2 separate regions of the Homo sapiens genome follow, and region 2 is linked to region 1. Evidence: chromatin loops called from intact Hi-C (ENCODE). Cell type or tissue: heart right ventricle. All regions are shown on one strand. Links, peaks and the distances in the headings refer to the core of each region. The heading gives the core; the rest is flanking DNA.

What was found. Hi-C counts contacts between places; a loop is a spot of excess contacts. Peaks named below come from ENCODE experiments on the same cell type or tissue, not always from the same donor. Only the 100,000 strongest peaks of a DNase experiment are listed, where the experiment ranks them.
Region 2: it touches region 1 in a loop (2.3-fold over the local background); 8 of 110 quality-filtered maps call a loop at or near these places.

What each region holds. Positions count from the first base shown.
Region 1 is chr7:73,890,571-73,898,945 of GRCh38, forward strand. No RefSeq gene overlaps it. Among named protein-coding and RNA genes, the nearest start is that of TMEM270, 34 kb to the left of the region's middle. In heart right ventricle, for the core only: no CTCF peak of the experiment used is centred there; DNase peaks (open chromatin) are centred at 2,315 and 3,161; H3K27ac peaks cover 2,486 bases.
Region 2 is chr7:73,961,224-73,969,598 of GRCh38, forward strand. No RefSeq gene overlaps it. Among named protein-coding and RNA genes, the nearest start is that of ELN, 63 kb to the right of the region's middle. In heart right ventricle, for the core only: no CTCF peak of the experiment used is centred there; no DNase peak of the experiment used is centred there.

The DNA.
Region 1 (8,375 bases), core at 2,016-4,515:
CCCTCCTCCAGTGCCCTCCCTGCTGTCTTGACCCCCTGGCGCTCCCAGCATCCTCCTTCCTCCCGTCTCCTCTCCACCGACAAAGGCCGAGATCTTCCAGGTCCTTCCCAGTCCTGGCGCTCACTGCCTGGTGTCCTTGGGTTTGCAGGGCCTACGGATCTCTGGGCACTGTCCCCTCCGTGAACTCTCAAGGCCCTGTCTTTCTCCTCTTTGTGGCCCCCACATTTGGCCCAGAGCCTGACACAGAGTAAACGCTCAGTGAGCCTTTACTGGGTCCAGATGGAGGAATTCCTTCTTGAATTTGTCTTTGCTCATGGTCTACCCTACTTCAACGTTGACGTTTGATCCATTAATTTCTTTTATTTATTTATTTATTTATTTATTTATTTATTTATTTATTTTTGAGGTGGAGTCTCGCTCTGTTGCCCAGCCTGGAGTGCAGTGGCACGATCTTGGCTCACTGCAAACTCCACCCCTGAGGTTCAAGCGATCCTCCTGCCTCAGCTTCCCTAGTAGCTGGGATTACAGGCGTGCACCATCATGCCCGGCTACTTTTTGAATTTTTAATAGAGACGGGACTTCACCATGTTGGCCAGGCTGGTCTCGAACTCCTGACATCAGGTGATCTGCCTGCCTCGGCCTCCCAAAGTGCTGGGATTACAAGCATGAGCCACCAGGCCCGGCCAGAACCATTGATTTCTGGAAACCATTCTGTGCCACAAGCCTTGGCCACTGGGAGGAGCCAGGAGAGTCAAACAACGTAGCTCCTTGGAAGAGGCTGCCTGTCAGTCATGCCCTTGGTCAGCCTGACCTGGTCCAGCCGGAGGGTGGACTCTTCGTGCTGAGGGCTGGGATGGCCAGGCACATGCCGGGGTCAGCACACAGTCACTGGGCTCATCCTGCCTTCAGATGCCTAACCTGGGGATCAGAGCCCTTCTTTTGCCCCCCAGGGGACTCCCAGTCTGGGATGGACGGGAGAGAAGGACTCCACTTCTGCCTCCTGTCAGGAGCCTACTCAGCTTCTGCTGAAACCTCCTGGCTGCTGCTGGTGTCGGATTCCACCATCATCTGCCTGGACCGCATGGATGACGCCTTCCCTAGGTCATTCTGACCATGACCTTGTCCCGCCTAATCCCCTCAGTTTCCTATCGTTTACACAATATAATCCTTGCTGCTGACCCCGGCCGTCCACGCCTAGGCCTCCTCCCCTCTGTCTGCTAGCTGTTCCTCCAGCCCCTCCTGCAGCACCGACCCTATCTCTGGCCTTCACTGGGCTCCTCCTCAGACCTCACATCCCAGCTTAGCAGGCAGTAGCCTGCCTCTTTCCTCCTCAGGCACCCCACTTGGACTTGGGGGCTCCTAAGCCATGGCCAGTATCTGGGCAGCCCTGAGCCAGTCCTCAGAACCCTGCTGCAGGAGTGGCTGAGCTGGCAAGAGTCACTGTGTGATCTGGCCACAGCCAACATCCCGTGTCCCTATTGTATTGATGAGGCCACTGAGGCCCGGGGAGGGGAAGGGACAGTTTTGAGGTTACACAGGCAGTTACAGCTCACCCCCGTAGCCTCTCATTCTTCTTTGCCATTGCAAAGAAGAATTTTTTTTTTTAAAATAGATATGGTATCTCAATCTCTGACTCAGGCTGGAGTGCAGTGGTGTGATCATAGCTCCCTGTAGCCTCAAACTTCTGGGCTCAAATGATCCTCCCACCTCAATCTCCTGAGTAGCTGGGACTGCAGGGTCGTGCCACCACGCCGGCTAATTTTCTTTCTTTCCTTCCTTCCTTCCTGCCTGCCTGCCTGCCTTCCTTCCTGCCTTCCTGCCTTCCTGCCTTCCTTTTCTTTTCTTTTCTTTTCTTTCTTTCTTTTTTCTTCCTTTTTCTCTTTCTTTCCCTTTTTCTTTTCTTTCCTTTTCTTTCTTTCTTTCTTTCTTTCTTTCTTCCTTTCTTTCTTTCTTTCTTTCTTTCCCTTTCTTTCTTTTCTTTCTTCCTTCTTTTCTTTCTTTCTTTCTTTCTTTCTTTCTCTCTTTCTTTCTTTTTTTTTTTATAAGAGATGGGATCTTGCTATGTTGCCCAGGCTGGTCTCAAACTCCAGGTCTCAAGTGATCCTCCTACCTCAGCCTCCCAAAGTGCTAGGATTACATGCATGAGCCTAGCCTGTAATTTTCCTTCTGTTGATCTGTGACTGTCTCTACGTAGGGTCACTTGAGTGGGCTTCACAGAGGCCTTGCTTGGGGGGCAGTACACCTCTTCCAGGAAGCCACCACGATTTCTCTCCACTCCCCGGCTCTCTGAGCCATGCACATTGGCTGCCTTCCAGCTGTCCTGGAATCATGCCTGGCTCACGTTCCTACGAGCATCAACATCTGAAGCTGAATTCCACTTTCACCTCTGATGCTCTATGAACTTGGCAAGGCCTTGTCCCTTTTTCCCCCACTTTACCCATTTATAGAATCAAGGCATTGAACCTGCTGATTTTAGAGGTGCTGCTGTGGAATTAGGGTTTCGGTCAGGGAGGCTGAGCCCAGAGTCTTGGTGGACTCCGACTACCAGCACAAAGTGTAACTGCAAGAATTGAGCTGGGGAGGCAGCAATCCTGGGTGAGAATCCTGCATCAGCACTTGATAACCGTGTGGCCCCCAGCAAACTGCACGTTGGGCCCCAGTTTCCTATAAAATGGGGGAAACCAGCCAGACCGGGTCTCCATCAGGTGTTATTAAATACGATCGTGGCTTCGAAGGTGTTTGCTAAGTTAAACAGAGCCAAGCAGGAGGATGTGCAGCATGGGTCACCTACAGCACCCCATGCAGCATCGGGTTCAGGCAGATGACCACACGTGGCACCCTGCCGAGGGAACGTGGCAGGTGTCTGGATGCGGCGTCCCCAGGCGACTTGTGTGGGCAGTATTCCTGGCAGTGCATGCTGCGTTCCCAGCCGGTCCCACTGCTGGGCCGGGACAGCCCCCGCAGGAGGAGGCTGGGCTCCCCCTGCAAAACCATCCGTTGATGGGAGGGGTGGGGGGCCACCTGGCCCTGGCCCAGCCTGGCTAGCCTCCCATCCCATGTTTTGTTCACAGAGTTTGGAATGTCCTGGGACACAGAGCTCGGCTCCCTGGGGGGGACACTTGTGCCATTGCCTTGATCTCATCGCTGGACAGGTTTCTCCTTCATTCCAGCCCAGGACTCGGCAGGCTCCCAGCTGCAGCTGCTGCCAGGCCCAGTCCGTCTGTGTCTGTCCCAGCGCTGGCAGCCAGGAGTGTGCAGCTGGGAGTGGAGGGCTTCCCAGGGGAGGCTCCCCCAGCCCGTCTGCGTGGGCCCTGGGCACGCCTCCCAACTGGATCTCCCCAAGCCACTGCCAGCTGACCCTCTTCACAGACTCCTTGGTCTGTGACCTCAGACTCTGGGGCCCCAAGGGTAGTTTGGAATGATGTTCTCAGGACCCGGGGACTTGGGAAGGGCCAGAGCGTGCCAGCTGCCCTGGTTTCTGTTCCCCTTAGCAGGCCAAGCTATGCCCTAGAATGGGGCTCTGCCAAGTGTGTTGGGGAACAGGTGTTGTATATATTCTGCATGCACATGTGTGTAGAATTTCCCTGAACTCCCAGTGTTAAATATCCCTAGATTTGGGAGTGACATATAAGGTTGATTAATGGCAGGGTGAGGTTGGGGTGGAGGGCTAAGGAGGCTAGGGTCCTTGTTCAGGAAGGAGCCCATCCTTACCTGGAATGTATATTCCTGCTGCACCTGGCTCACTCTATCATGTGCCAGTCTGGGATGGCTGGGTACTCTACACCTTGACTTGGTCCTGTATGTCCAGCCACCGGCTGGAGAGAGGGGAAGCAGGGCTGGTCTTGTCGTCAGAAACATGGAAAGGTCTGAGCATGTGTGTTCATATGCATGAATATGCATTATTCTTGAGATCTCAGCTCTGGAAGGAGATCGATCCTTACCTGGCCACGGTATGCGCCTGGTGTGCCTAGCTCCCACCGTCTGCTGCTTTGAGATGGCTCAATAATGGTGCCTCACCTGGGCCCACCTGGCTGGGATATAGAGCCAGGGCACCACGATAAAACCAAGAGGAATAGTGCCTGGGGGAGATAGAGCCGAGGATGGTCCGCCGTGGTGTGTCCTTAGCATGGGCAATTCCTGCCCTGATGTAGGTCAGTATCCGCCTCAGGCTCGGGCAAACTCTTGTCTTTCCACATCATTAATGAGGAGACTAAATAAATCAGTCCCTCTGGAGGGCCCCCCAGCCCCTCAGGCAGCCTGGCTGAAGCTATTAATATTCCCCGTGTTTATGACCCCTTGGCCCTGCTGCCAGACTCCTCTCTAGCCATTGAAATTAATTTTGTGAATCAGAAAGAGGGGGAGTACAGCCTGTTGGAATCCAGGACGATGACATTTCCACCTCCCCCCTGTGGTGAGTCCCACTCACTAATTCTATAAAGCAGTCACCGGGCCAGCCCAGCCTAGGGCCGCCCGCCTGGCTGGGGCTGCCTCATGCCTCTGCTATGCTCTCCCCACAACCCCCAGGGAGGGGGGCTGGCCCCAGCCCCGATGATTCAGGCCCCCTGACACCTTGCACTGATGTCAGTGGGAATGGAGACCTCAGGCCCCAGGACCTCCTGGCCTGTTGCCTGCGCCCGCGCCCTGCACGGGGGTTGGCCCCGGCTCGTGCCTCTCGTGACCTTCCCATGGATGGGGCCTGGCTGGGAAACGAGGCCAGGCCAGACGGCCTCTCCCTCATGCTGTCCCCTTTCTGAGAGCTGCCCAAACTGGCGCCGGGCCGTCCCTTGGCCTCCTTGGGTTTCGAGGACTCATTCTAAAATTAATTTGGGGGAATTCAGGGAATTTGTGAGCAAGTTCCCAGAGAACTGTGGCTGCCCTGGGGGCAAGTGTCTCTCCTTCCTCCCACCCTCCCCCACTTTAACTTCCCCAATTTCCTATATGAGCAGATCCTCTTTGGGTAAACTCATTCCACAAAGGGCAGGGCAGGATGCCTGCATGCTGTACATTGGGGTAGGCTCTTTCCCCCTCCACCCCCACTATGAAGAAGTTTCCAAGAAGAGCTTTTCATTTAACATAGTCTCAAGTCATTTAAGATAAGATTTGCAAATATTTTCTCTCATTCTGTGGGTTGTCTTTTTCATTTTCTTCATAGTGTCCTTTGAAGCACAAAAGTTTTCAATTTTGATGAAATCCAATTTGTCTATTTTTTCTTTGGTTGCTTGTACTTTTGGCATCATATCGAAGACACCATTGCCAGGTCTAAGGTCACGAAGATTTACCACGATGTTGCCTTTTAAGAGTTTTCTTGTTTTAGCTCTTACATTTAGATCTTCACTCCATTTTGAGTTAATTTTTATATATGGTGTGAGGTAGGGGTCAAACTTCATTCTTTTGCATGTGGATATCCAGTTGTCTCACCACCATCTGTTAAACAGACTATTCTTTCCCCACTAAATGGTCTTGACACTGCTGTCAAAAATCAATTTACCACAATTGTAATGGTTTATTTCTCAATTCGATTCTATTGATCTATATGTCTATGTTTATGCCAGTAACACATTGTCTTAATTACTGTAGCTTTGTAGTAAGTTTTGAAATTAGGAAGTGTAGGTCCTCCAAATGTTCTTTTTCAAGATTGTTTTGGCTATTTGATGTTCCTTGAAATTCCATCTGATTTTTAGAATGGATTTTTTCCATTTTTGCAAATACACCACTGGGATTTTGATAGGCATTGCATTGAATCTGTTTTTGGTAGTATTGTCATCAGCTTTGGGTAGAATTGTCATCTTAACAATAACAAGCCTCTAATCCACAAACATGGGATGTCTTTCCATTTATTTAGATCTTTAATTTTTTAATGATATTTTGTAGCTTTCGGTGTACAAGTATTATGCTTCTTTTAAAACATTTTTTCCTAAGTATTTTATTTTTTGTTGCTACTGTAGATGGAATTGTTTTTTCTTAATTTCTTTTTTGGATTGAGTCATTGAAAGCAGAATTTGGCCTAAAGTATCAACATAAGTGTCATTTATGACTCAGCTTGTCAAGACTCCACTTGCATGAAGTGAGATCCACCTGTGACACTTAGCCTGGGTCAGTTGCTAACTGAGGTCTGCTCTATGACCCCATTTCCTGGCCTGGCCGCTGCTCAGATCCTGGCCTCTAAGGGAACATTTAAATTCTTAATCCTAAGTCTCCCTGCCTGCAGTGTCTCTCTGCTTGAGCCAATCTCCTCCCTCCTGCTCAAATAATTCTTCTAAACCTGATTGTGTCACTTCTCTGCATAAAGCTGCCAACAGCTCCCCATCATCTTATCCACAAGAAAATTCTGAGCTCTTTGGCCTTGTGTTTAGGACCCTTCATCCTTATTGAAGGCTTCAGTCTTTCAGCCAGCTCTGTAGGCCTTCTCCACTGAGATGTCCCAGATGTTGGAAAGTCAGGTTCAAAGGAGACTCGGTGACTGCCCCAACCTCAAGCTCCTCTTCCACTGTCTTCATCTCCACCTGCACCATCTCCATCCTCCTGCTTCCCCACAGGAACACAGCTCTCTTCCTAGATGCCTCCTTTTCCCACCTCACCTCCCTATACCTCATTATCAAGTTTAAATTTTTAAATTGTTTAAAAAGAAGTGCAAGACTTGTGCACCAAAAGCTACAAAACATCATTGAAAGAAATGAAAGATCTAAATAAATGGAAAGACATCCCATGTTCATGGATTGGAAGGCTTATGATTGTTAAGATGCCAATTCCACCCAAAGCTGACTTTACCTCCTAAAGCCCTCCTATGCCTGTGCCCTCTTCTTTACCTACTGCCACTTAGTTTAGATTTTATCTTGGCCTGATCACAGGCTACCAGAGTGATCTTTTTTTTTTTTTTGAGATGGAGTTTTGCTCTTGTTGCCCAGGGTGCAGCGCAATGGCATGATCTCGGCTCACTGCAACTTCTACCTCCTGGGTTCAAGTGATTCTCCTGCTTCAGCCTCCTGAGTAGCTGGGATTACAGGTGCATGCCACCACGCCTGGCTAGTTTTTGTATTTTTAGTAGAGACGGGGTTTTACCATGTTGCCCAGGCTGGTCTCAAACTCCTGACCTCAGGTGATCCTCCTGCCTTGGCCTCCCAAAGTGCTGGGATTACAGGTGTGAACCACTGCACCTGGCCGTCCACTCCCTTTTTTTGTCCTCACTCCTCTGCCTGCCCCCATGTGCCCTGCATCCCATGCTCCTTGCTGGTCCTTCTGTGTCGGGGAGCAGCATGGTGGAACCCCCCACTGCCTCTTCCTAGGCTTCCTTTGGGCTCCTCCTACCTACTTGCCCCTTCCTGCTCACCTTCTCTCCAGGACCGGGTTCAGCTCTCCAGCCTCCACCGCACGGGCTTCCAGTCCAGCCTGCTGCCACACAGGCTCTGGGGGTTCATTCTTCTTTTTTTTTTTTTTTTTGAGTCAGAGTCTTGCTCTGTCTCCCAGGCTGGAGTGCAGTGGCTAGATCTTGGCTCACTGCAACCTCCATCTCCCAGGTTCAAGCAATTCTTCTGTCTCAGCCTCCTGAGTAGCTGGGATTACAGGTGCCTATCACCACACCCGGCTAATTTTTGTATTTTTACTAGAGACAGGGTTTCACTGTATTGGCCAGGTTGCTCTCAAACTCCTGACCTCAAGTGATCTTCCCACCTCAGCCTCCCAAAGTGCTAGGATTACAGGCGGGAGCTACCCATCCCGGCCTCAGGGATCCATTCTAAAGCATCAAGCTTGTGATTCTTAGTGACCAGTCTCCCCTACTTGACTGGGAACTCCTTGAGGAAAGACATTCAGTTAGCTTTTCTTTTTTTCTTTTTTTTTTTTTTTGTCAGACAGAATCTCGCCCTGTCACCCAAGCTGGATTGCAGTGGCACAAACTCAGCTCGCTGCAACCTCCGCCTCCTGGGTTCAAACGATTCTCTTGCCTCAGCCTCTCGAGTAGCTGGGATCACAGGTGTGGACCACCATGCCCGACTAATTTTTCTATTTTTAGTAGAGACGGGGTTTCACCATGTTGGCTGGGCTGGTCTCAAACTCCTGACCTCAAGTGATCCTCCTGCCTTGGCCTCCCAAAGTGCTGGGATTACAGGAGTGAGACATGGTACCCGGCCTCAGTTGGCTTTTCTTAGGATCCTTAGAACCTGGCATGTGCCTGGCCCAAGGAGGTGCTTGATCTAAATTCAGTTTTAAAACTGAATTCTGGCTGGGCACTGTGACTTACGTCCAGCACATAAGTCTGGGCATAATCCTGACCTGTAATTCTAGTGCTTTGGGAGGCCGAAGCAGGAGGATCACTTGAGCCAGGAGTTGGAGACCAGCCTGGGCAACACAGTGAGACCCTCATCTCCACAAAGAATTTT
Region 2 (8,375 bases), core at 2,818-5,317, 71 kb after region 1:
CTGTAACCCTAGCACTTTGGGAGGTCAAGGTAGGAGGATTACTTGAGCCTAGGAGTTTGAGACTAGGCCTGACAATATAGCAAGACAGTGTCCCTACCAAAAAAAAAAAAATGAATTAATTAAAAAATTAGCTGGGTGAAGTGGCATATGCCTGTACTCCCAGCTACTTAGGAGGCTGAGGTAAGAGGATTGCTTGAACCTGGGAGGTCGAGGCTGCAGTGAGCTCTGGTTGTACCACTGCACTCCAGCCTGGGCAACAGAGCGAGACCCTGTCACACACACACAGACACACACACACACACACACAGGTAGAACCATCACTCATTTATTTTAGAGCTTTCTTCTTGTGTATAACAATTAGAGCTATAAATTGCCCTCAAAGCGTTGCTTAAGGCTGCACCCCTCAAATATTAATAGGTTGTTTTTTCATTTCTATTTAATTCAAGATATTTTCTAATTTCCCATGCGATTTCTTCTTTGACCTATGGGTTATTTAGAAGTATGATAATTTCCTAATATTTGCAAATTTTCCAGATCTTAGAACTCACTTTATTTCTCTTCTCTTGGGGATCACGTCTCAGCACTGCCTATGGTTCACATCAGACAACTGCCGCTTCACGTATTTTGTTTGGTTTTCCAGTTTTTAAGATAGAAGGATCAATCCAGTTCCCGTCGTTCCATGTGGCTAGATGCGAAGTGATATGTTTGGGTTTAACTCTACCTGCTTGCTATTTGTTTATTTGTTTCCTCTGTTCTTTGCTTATTTTCCTACCTTCCTCTTTTTTTTTTTTTTTAACGAAGTCTCCCTCTGTCACCCAGGCTGGAGTTCAGTGGCATGATCTTGGCTCACTGCAGCTTCCACTTCCTGGGTTCAAGTGATTCTCATGTCTCAGTCTCCCGAGTAGCTGTGATTACAGGCGCCTGCCACCACACCCAGCTAATTTTATTTATTTATTTATTTATTTATTTATTTATTTATTTATTCTGTAGAGGCAGAGTTTGCTCTGTCACCCAGGCTGGAGGGCAGTGGCGCAATCTCGGCTCACTACAACTTCCACCTCCCAGGTTCAAGCAATTCTCCTGCCTTAGCCTCCCAAGTAGCTGGGACTACAGGCGCACGCTACCACACCCGGCTAATTTTTTTGTATTTTAGTAGAGACGGGGTTTCACCATGTTGCCCAGGCTGGTCTCGAACTCCTGAGCTCAGGCAATCCACCCGCCTCGGCCTCCCAAAGTGCTAGGATTAAAGGTGTGAGCCACCACACCCAGCCTCCTACTTTCCTTTAGATTGAAGTTTTTTGTTTGTTTTGGTTTTTGTTTGCCATTTTTTCACCTTTTACCTATAAGCTATTTCTTTGTGTGTGTGATTATCCTAGAGTTTATAATTTGAATCTTTAACTTTTCACAATCTACCCTTAAATTGCATTTAACACTTCATGAATAATACAAGAACCTTACAGCAGCATACTTTGATTTCACTCTTCCGTCCTTTATGCTATTGTAGTCATGCATCTCGGAAGTTATAAACCCCACAATACACTGCTATTTTTTTCTTTAAACAATTCCTTTTTTTTTTTTTTTGAGACAGAGTTTCACTCTTGTTGCCCAGGCTGGAGTGCAATGGCGTGATCTTGGCTCACCGCAACCTCTGCCTCCCGGTTCAAGCAATTCTCCTGCCTCAGCTTCCTGAGTAGCTGGGATTACAGGCATGTGTCACCACGCCCGGCTAATTTTGTATTTTTAGTAGAGATGGGGTTTCTCCTTGTTGGTGAAGCTGGTCTCGAACTCCCAACCTCAGGTGATCTGCCCACCTCGGCCTCCCAAAGTGCTGGGATTACAGGAATGAGCCACTGCGCCCAGCCAATTATCTTTTAAAGAAATGAAAATAAGAGAAAGTATCTCTTACATTAGTCCACATATTTGCCATTCCTAGTGTTTTTCATTGTCTTGTATCTCATGCTTATGTGTATCTTTTTCCTTTAGCCTGAAATTTTAATTTTATAATTTTTTGTAGTGCAATTTCTGCTGGGCAATAAATTTTCTCACCGTTTGTTTCTTTAAAAAATACCTTTATTTTGTCTTCATTTAGGGGAGACTATTTTAACTGAGTAAAGAATTCTAGGTTAATAGCTTCCCCCCCAACCCCAGCACTCTAAAGATGTCATGTTATTGTCCTCTAGCTTTCATTGTTTCTGACAATAAGTCAGCAGTCATTCTTATCTTTGTTCCTTCTACATAATGTGTCATTTCGCCCTCTGGCTGCTTTTAAGATTTTTCTCTTTATTTTTGGTATTCAACAACTTGATTGTGATATGTTTTGGTGTGGTTTTCTTTGAATTAATATTTATTCTTCTTGGAGCTCTTTGAGTTTCTTGGATCTTTGGGTTTATGATTTTAATCAAATTTGCAATTTGAAGAAAATTCAGCAATTATTTCTTCTGCCTCTGGTACTCCAGTTATATGTGTGTTGGATGGATTAATATTGTCCTACAGGTCACCAAGCCTCTGTTAAAATTTTTTTGGCTTGCTTTTTTCCCTCAGTGCTTTAGTTTGGATATATTCAGATTCATTGATCTTGTCTTTGTAGTGTCAAATCTGCTGTTAAGCTCATCCTATATTTTTTTATCTTAGACATTATATTTTCAGCTCCAGCAGTTCCATTGGTTCTCTTTTAAATCTTCTATTTCTCTCCTCATTATGTTTGTTTTCCCTTTAAAATCTTGAACATATTTCTATAGCCAATTTAAAGTCTTGCAAACTAATTTGATCACTTCTGGATCTGTTTCATTGATTTTTTAAAAATTACAAGTCATATTTTCCTACTTCCTCACATGTCTGTACATCCTTTTACAGCTTTATCGAAATACAGTTTACTTTACCATACAATTCATTAATTTATCATGTATACTTTAATGACTTTTAGTATATTCACAGAATTGTACATCCATCATCACAATCAATTTTACAATATTTTCCTTATCCCTAAAAGAAGCCCTCATCCCCCAATCCCTCCATTCTGCCCCACCCTCAGCCCTAGGCAATCACCAATCTACTTTTTGTCTTTAGAGATTTGTCTATTCATATAAATGGAATAATACCATCTTTGATTCTTTGTGACTTAACATCATGTGTTCAGAGTCCATCCATGTTGTGGCATGTATCAGTTCTTGTTTCTTTTCATTGCCAATAACATTCCATAGTATGGCTATAGTAAGTATTGATTGGATGGTTAATATTGTGATGTTATGCTATTCTTGTTCCATCCATGGCAATTTTATGACACAAATATGACTCTCCCTACTTTACGGATGAGGAAAGTGTGTCTCAGATAGAAGGCCACACAGTGGGTGGAACTCCTAGGAAGTTGGTATAACAGAAAGGACATGGCCTTACCCTAAGGGGAGAGGCATAGGCATGCTTTGCAAAAGGTCGGAGGGAAGACATAGGGAGCTCCCCCAAAAAGTAAGTCTGGTGAGGGAGGTACAACCATGCTTTGGAAACTCTGATCTGAGTGGGGCATGGACCCTTCCCTGAGAAGCCCCAATCAGAGGGGGAAGCTGTGACCCTTTCTTGGGCACTGTGACCTGAGGGGAGATGTGGTCCCACTTAGAAAAGCCCCCATTCATCAGGCCTCTCTTGATCAGTGGAGGTCAGCAGGCATGGGCCTGGGTCCTAAGGCACCTTCAGCTCTCCGGAGGGCCTGCCAGCACAGGGCACAAGGCCACATCTGTTTGCAGGAAGCTGCTACTCAGACAGGGCCAGAAGTGATGCCAGGCACAGAGCCGGAATCCCAAAGCACCCAGTCTGGGCTTTGCCCACAGCTGGGACCCAGAGCTGTCCAATGACTATGACAGCGCCTAGTCAGTGGGTGCTTATTCATATCCGCTGGGTGGTAGTTGGGCCACCTGCCTCCAGCTCTGCAATCCCCTCTCCCTGTACCTGGGGCCTCTTGTTCTCTCACCTGTGGGTTCAGCTTCACTCCAGGCTCAAAGACCAGGAGGCTGCCCAGAGATTAGGAGGGATTTAAGCTTTTTTTTTTTTTTTTTTTTAAATGAGGGACAGGGTCTTGCTCTGTTGTGCAGGCTGGACTGCAGTGGTGCCATCATAGCACACTGCAGCCTCCAACTCCTGGGCTCAAGCGATCCTCCCACCTCAGCCTCCAAGTAGCTGAGACTGTAGGTGTGTACCACCACTCCTGGCTAATTTTTAATTTTTTTTTTTTGAGACAGTTTTGCTCTTGTTGCCTGAGCTGGAGTGCAATGGTACGATCTTGGCTCACTGCAACCTCTGCCTGCCAGGTTCAAGTGATTCTCCTGCCTCAGCCTCCCTAGTAGCTGGGACTACAGGCATGTGCCACCACGCCCAGCTAATTTTGTGTTTTTAGTAGAGACAGGGTTTCTCCATGCTGGTCAGGCTGGTCTTGAACTCCCGACCGCAGGCGATCCGCCCACCTCAGCCTCCCAAAGTGCTGGGATTACAGGCATGAGCCACCGTGTCTGGCCTAATTTTTAAATTTTTTATAGCCATGCAGTCTTGCTATATTGCCCAGGCGGATCTCAAACTCCTACTGGGCTCAAGTAACTCCCCCACCTCAGCCTCCCAAAGTGCTGAGATTATAGGCAGGAGCCACTGTACCCAGACCAAAAAGCAGAGGTTTTCTTATCAGGATAATGTAATGTTCTAAAATGGACTGTGAGGCTGGGTGTGGTGGCTCATGCCTGTAATCCCAGCACTTTGGGAGGCCGAGGTGGGCTGATCACTTGAGGTCAGGAGTTCAAGACCAGCCTGGCCAATATAATGAAACCCCGTCTCTTCTAAAAATACAAAAATTAGCTGGGCATGGTGGCATGTGCTTGTAGTGCCAGCTACTTGGGAGACTGAGGCAGAAGAATCACTTGAACCCAGGAAGCGGAGGTTGCAGTGAGCTGAGATCACGTCATTGCACTCCAGCCTGGGCGTCACAGCAAGACTCCATCTCAAAAAATAATAAAATAAAATAAAATAAACTGTGGAAATGATTGCACAACCCTGTGAATATATTAAAAACCACCGACTCAATTGTACACTTTAAATGGGTGAATTGTATGGTGTGTGAATTTTATCACAATAAAGCTATTCTTTTAATAAAAGCAATAAGTGCAAAATTGTGTAAGGATATGGGGTTGGCCATAGGAGGGATCTTTGCTGACTAATGGAAGGTGGGGTGGACCTCAAAAATCCAGTTACTCAACTACCTCATTTGCCAGTGGAGTTGGCCCTGATTCTTGCCCAAGGGACAGGGTGAGTCGGGATTGAATGGGGGGTCTCTGGACTCTGGGCCTGGGGGTCCCTCCAATACCTCCTGCGGCCTCCCTGGCCACCCCATCCCCTGGCGTCCTTCCCTTTGGCAATTTGTCCCATGGGTGACAAATTGCACCCATGACCTGTCTGCATTCCGCCCCTACCCTGCCTGCCTGGTCAGTTGGTCTGGACCCCCAGAGGTCTTCCTCCTGCCAAGCCAGTGTCCTGGGTGGACCCAGCTTGGGTGGAGAGATGACATGTTTTGTTCTCTGGGCAGGAAGGGTCAGGAAATTGAGTCTGACACCTGGCAAGGCCCACAGCCTGGGCAGCGAGTCGGGAAGGCCGGCCCATGCTCCCAGCCAGGCTTCTCCAGTCCAGCCCTTCGCTGGGGTCCTGGCGGTGCCCAGAAGTGGGCACGCCCGGGGAACCGTGAGTGGCAGGCTGCCCGTAGATAATGGAAAAGTCCAGGCATCGATCATGGAGGGCCTGACAGGTCTGTGTTCGTGTTAACAATAGGAGAGGCATTTGAGAGCCAGAGGTGGTGGGATTCCCAGCGGCTGCCTTGGAACACATGCGTGGCTACCTCTGGAGCTTTTGCCACCATGCTGCCAACAAGACCCCCAGACACCCTTGCCTCAGGCGTCTCCACCAACCTCATCCTCCCCTCTCCTGACAGCTCTCCACAGGCCAAACCACTAGACCCAATGTCCCCCTTCCAGCTTTCCTGTGTAATTCTTTGCAGACCCTCTGCCTGGCCCTGCCTCCGCTCCTCATCACCCCCAGCGGCTCAGGGCTGCTTTGTGTCTGCTCAGGAAGGCCCTTGCAATCCTTCCCGGCTGTGGCCAGGGCCTTGCTTTGTGTTTGAATGGGAGGGCCTGTCCCCAAGCACTGGCTTGGAAACTCCTATCCCATCTGCTGTCTGGCTCCTGCCTGGTGTTCACTCACATTAGCTAAGCCTGGGGGGCCACTGGATCCCCTTCCTGCCTATTGTCTTGTGGACAGCCAGGTGCTCTTCAGGGATCCTGACTGCTTGGGGGAGGCTGCTGGGACTGAAATGGTTGGAGGAGGCTGCTGGGACTGAAATGAAGGGATCCACTCTGTGGCTGGGTGAGCTTCGAGATTCATGGAGGGATGTCAGTCAAGAGCTCTTCTCATGACCCACAATGGCATCCCCATCCCACCATTGCCACAGCCAGTGTCTTCACCATCTTTATCATTTCTTCCACCATCACCTCCATCCTCACCTCTGTGTTCACCTCCATCCTCATCTCCGTTCTTACCTCCACTCTCACCTTTATCCTCACTTTCATCCTCATCTCTATCCTCACCTCCACCTTCACTTCCATCCTTACTTCCACCTTCACCTTCACACCTGTCCTTACCTTCATCCTCACTTCCACTATCTTCACCAACTCCACCATCATCACTGCCACCATCACCCACCCAGCCTCCAGGTGGGTCTCCTGCCATCACTAAATGCTTAATAACCAGGCATGGGTCTGGACAGAGAGGTGACCCTGGATGATGGGTGTGGCCAGGCTGCAGGTCCTGCCTGCCTTGTGGCTCATGTCTGCCTATGAGCTGGGACTCTTTTCTTGCATGGCAATGATAGCAGATGGCGGAGGTCTGTGCCGACTGGCTTGGCACCTGCAATCAATGCCTGCAGATCTGTGGATGGCTCACCATCAGGGCCACCTGGCTCATGGAGGCCCAGGAGCCTTGTACCCCTTACTTCAGATCTCAAAGAAATCAGGAAATTCCAGGAGGAGGGAAGAGCTAAAAGCAGAAGTCAGTGCTTCAGCTGTGCCATCGACTCAGGGTTGCCTCCAAAAGTCACTGCCTCCTCTCCAGGCCTCCCTTTCTCATCTCTAAGATGAAAAGAGCAGCACTTCCTCACGTTCACAGAGGGTGCAACAGGGCGCAAGGTATGTCCACAGGCTCCTGTCTCCTGAGGGAGGACTTCCCAGCAGGGCTTCTGTCTCAGACCACCTGGGAGCATTTCCAGCCCCCACCTCTCAGCAGCCTGGAGACCCTGAGGAAGTCACTCACTGTTTCTGCCAAGCACCAGCTTCCTCATCTATCAACAGAGGATAAACAATACACTCCACCACTTAATCTACCACATAAGGGCATCTTAAATGGTTGGTTATTATTATTATTTTTAGACAGAGTTTTGCTCTGTCACCCTGGCTGGAGTGCAGTGTTGCAATCATAGCTCACTGCAGTGTCAGCCTGCTGGGCTTAAGTTAAGGGGTAGAGGCTATGCAGATTACCTGAGCTCATTCACATATAGCAGTTGCTTTCTTTTTCCTTTTCTTCTTTCTTTCTTTCTTTCTTTTTTTTTTTTTTTTAGTGGCAGGTTCTCACTCTGTCACCTAGGCTGGAGTGCAGTGGCAGTCTCGGCTCACTGCAACTTCTGCCTCCTGGTTCAAGCGATTCTCCTGCCTCAGCCTCCTGAGTAGCTGGGATTACAGGCGCCCGCCACCACACCCAGCTAATTTTTGTATTTTTGGTAGAGATGGGGGTTTCACCATGTTGGCCAGGCTGGCCTCAAACTCCTGACCTCAAGTGATCCTCCTGCCTTAGCCTCCCAAAGTGCTGGGATTACAGGCATGAGCCACCATGCCAGGCCCAGCACTTGATTTCAATTCTCACTTGTGAGCAGGCAGGCAGGGGTGGTGTAGCCCCACTTTTCAGAGGGAGGCACAGAACTGGCAGGGGTGGCATGGACTCAGGGGGAGAATTTCCTGAGGTCATCCAGTCTGAAATGACAGCACAGGGATTTGGGGCCAGGCCGGGGCCTTCTGGTTCCTTTTCTAACCTCCTGCTGCTTTGGGACTATGTGCCTGATTTCAAGGGGGCACACAGGGATGCTGAGGCCCAGCCCCTGCCCTGGAGCCCATGGCTGGGCCAGGTAAGGGGGAGGTTAGGCTCATGGCAGCTGAGCAGGGCTGGGAGGGAGGGAGCAACTCCAGGCCTGACAGCAGGACTTGGCAGAATGTCCTTGGGGAGTTCAAGGGCAAGAATGCTGGGAAGGGATGGGCTGAGGTGGGTGTCAGGGAACCAGGAGGCCTTGGAAAACCAGAGAAGAGGAA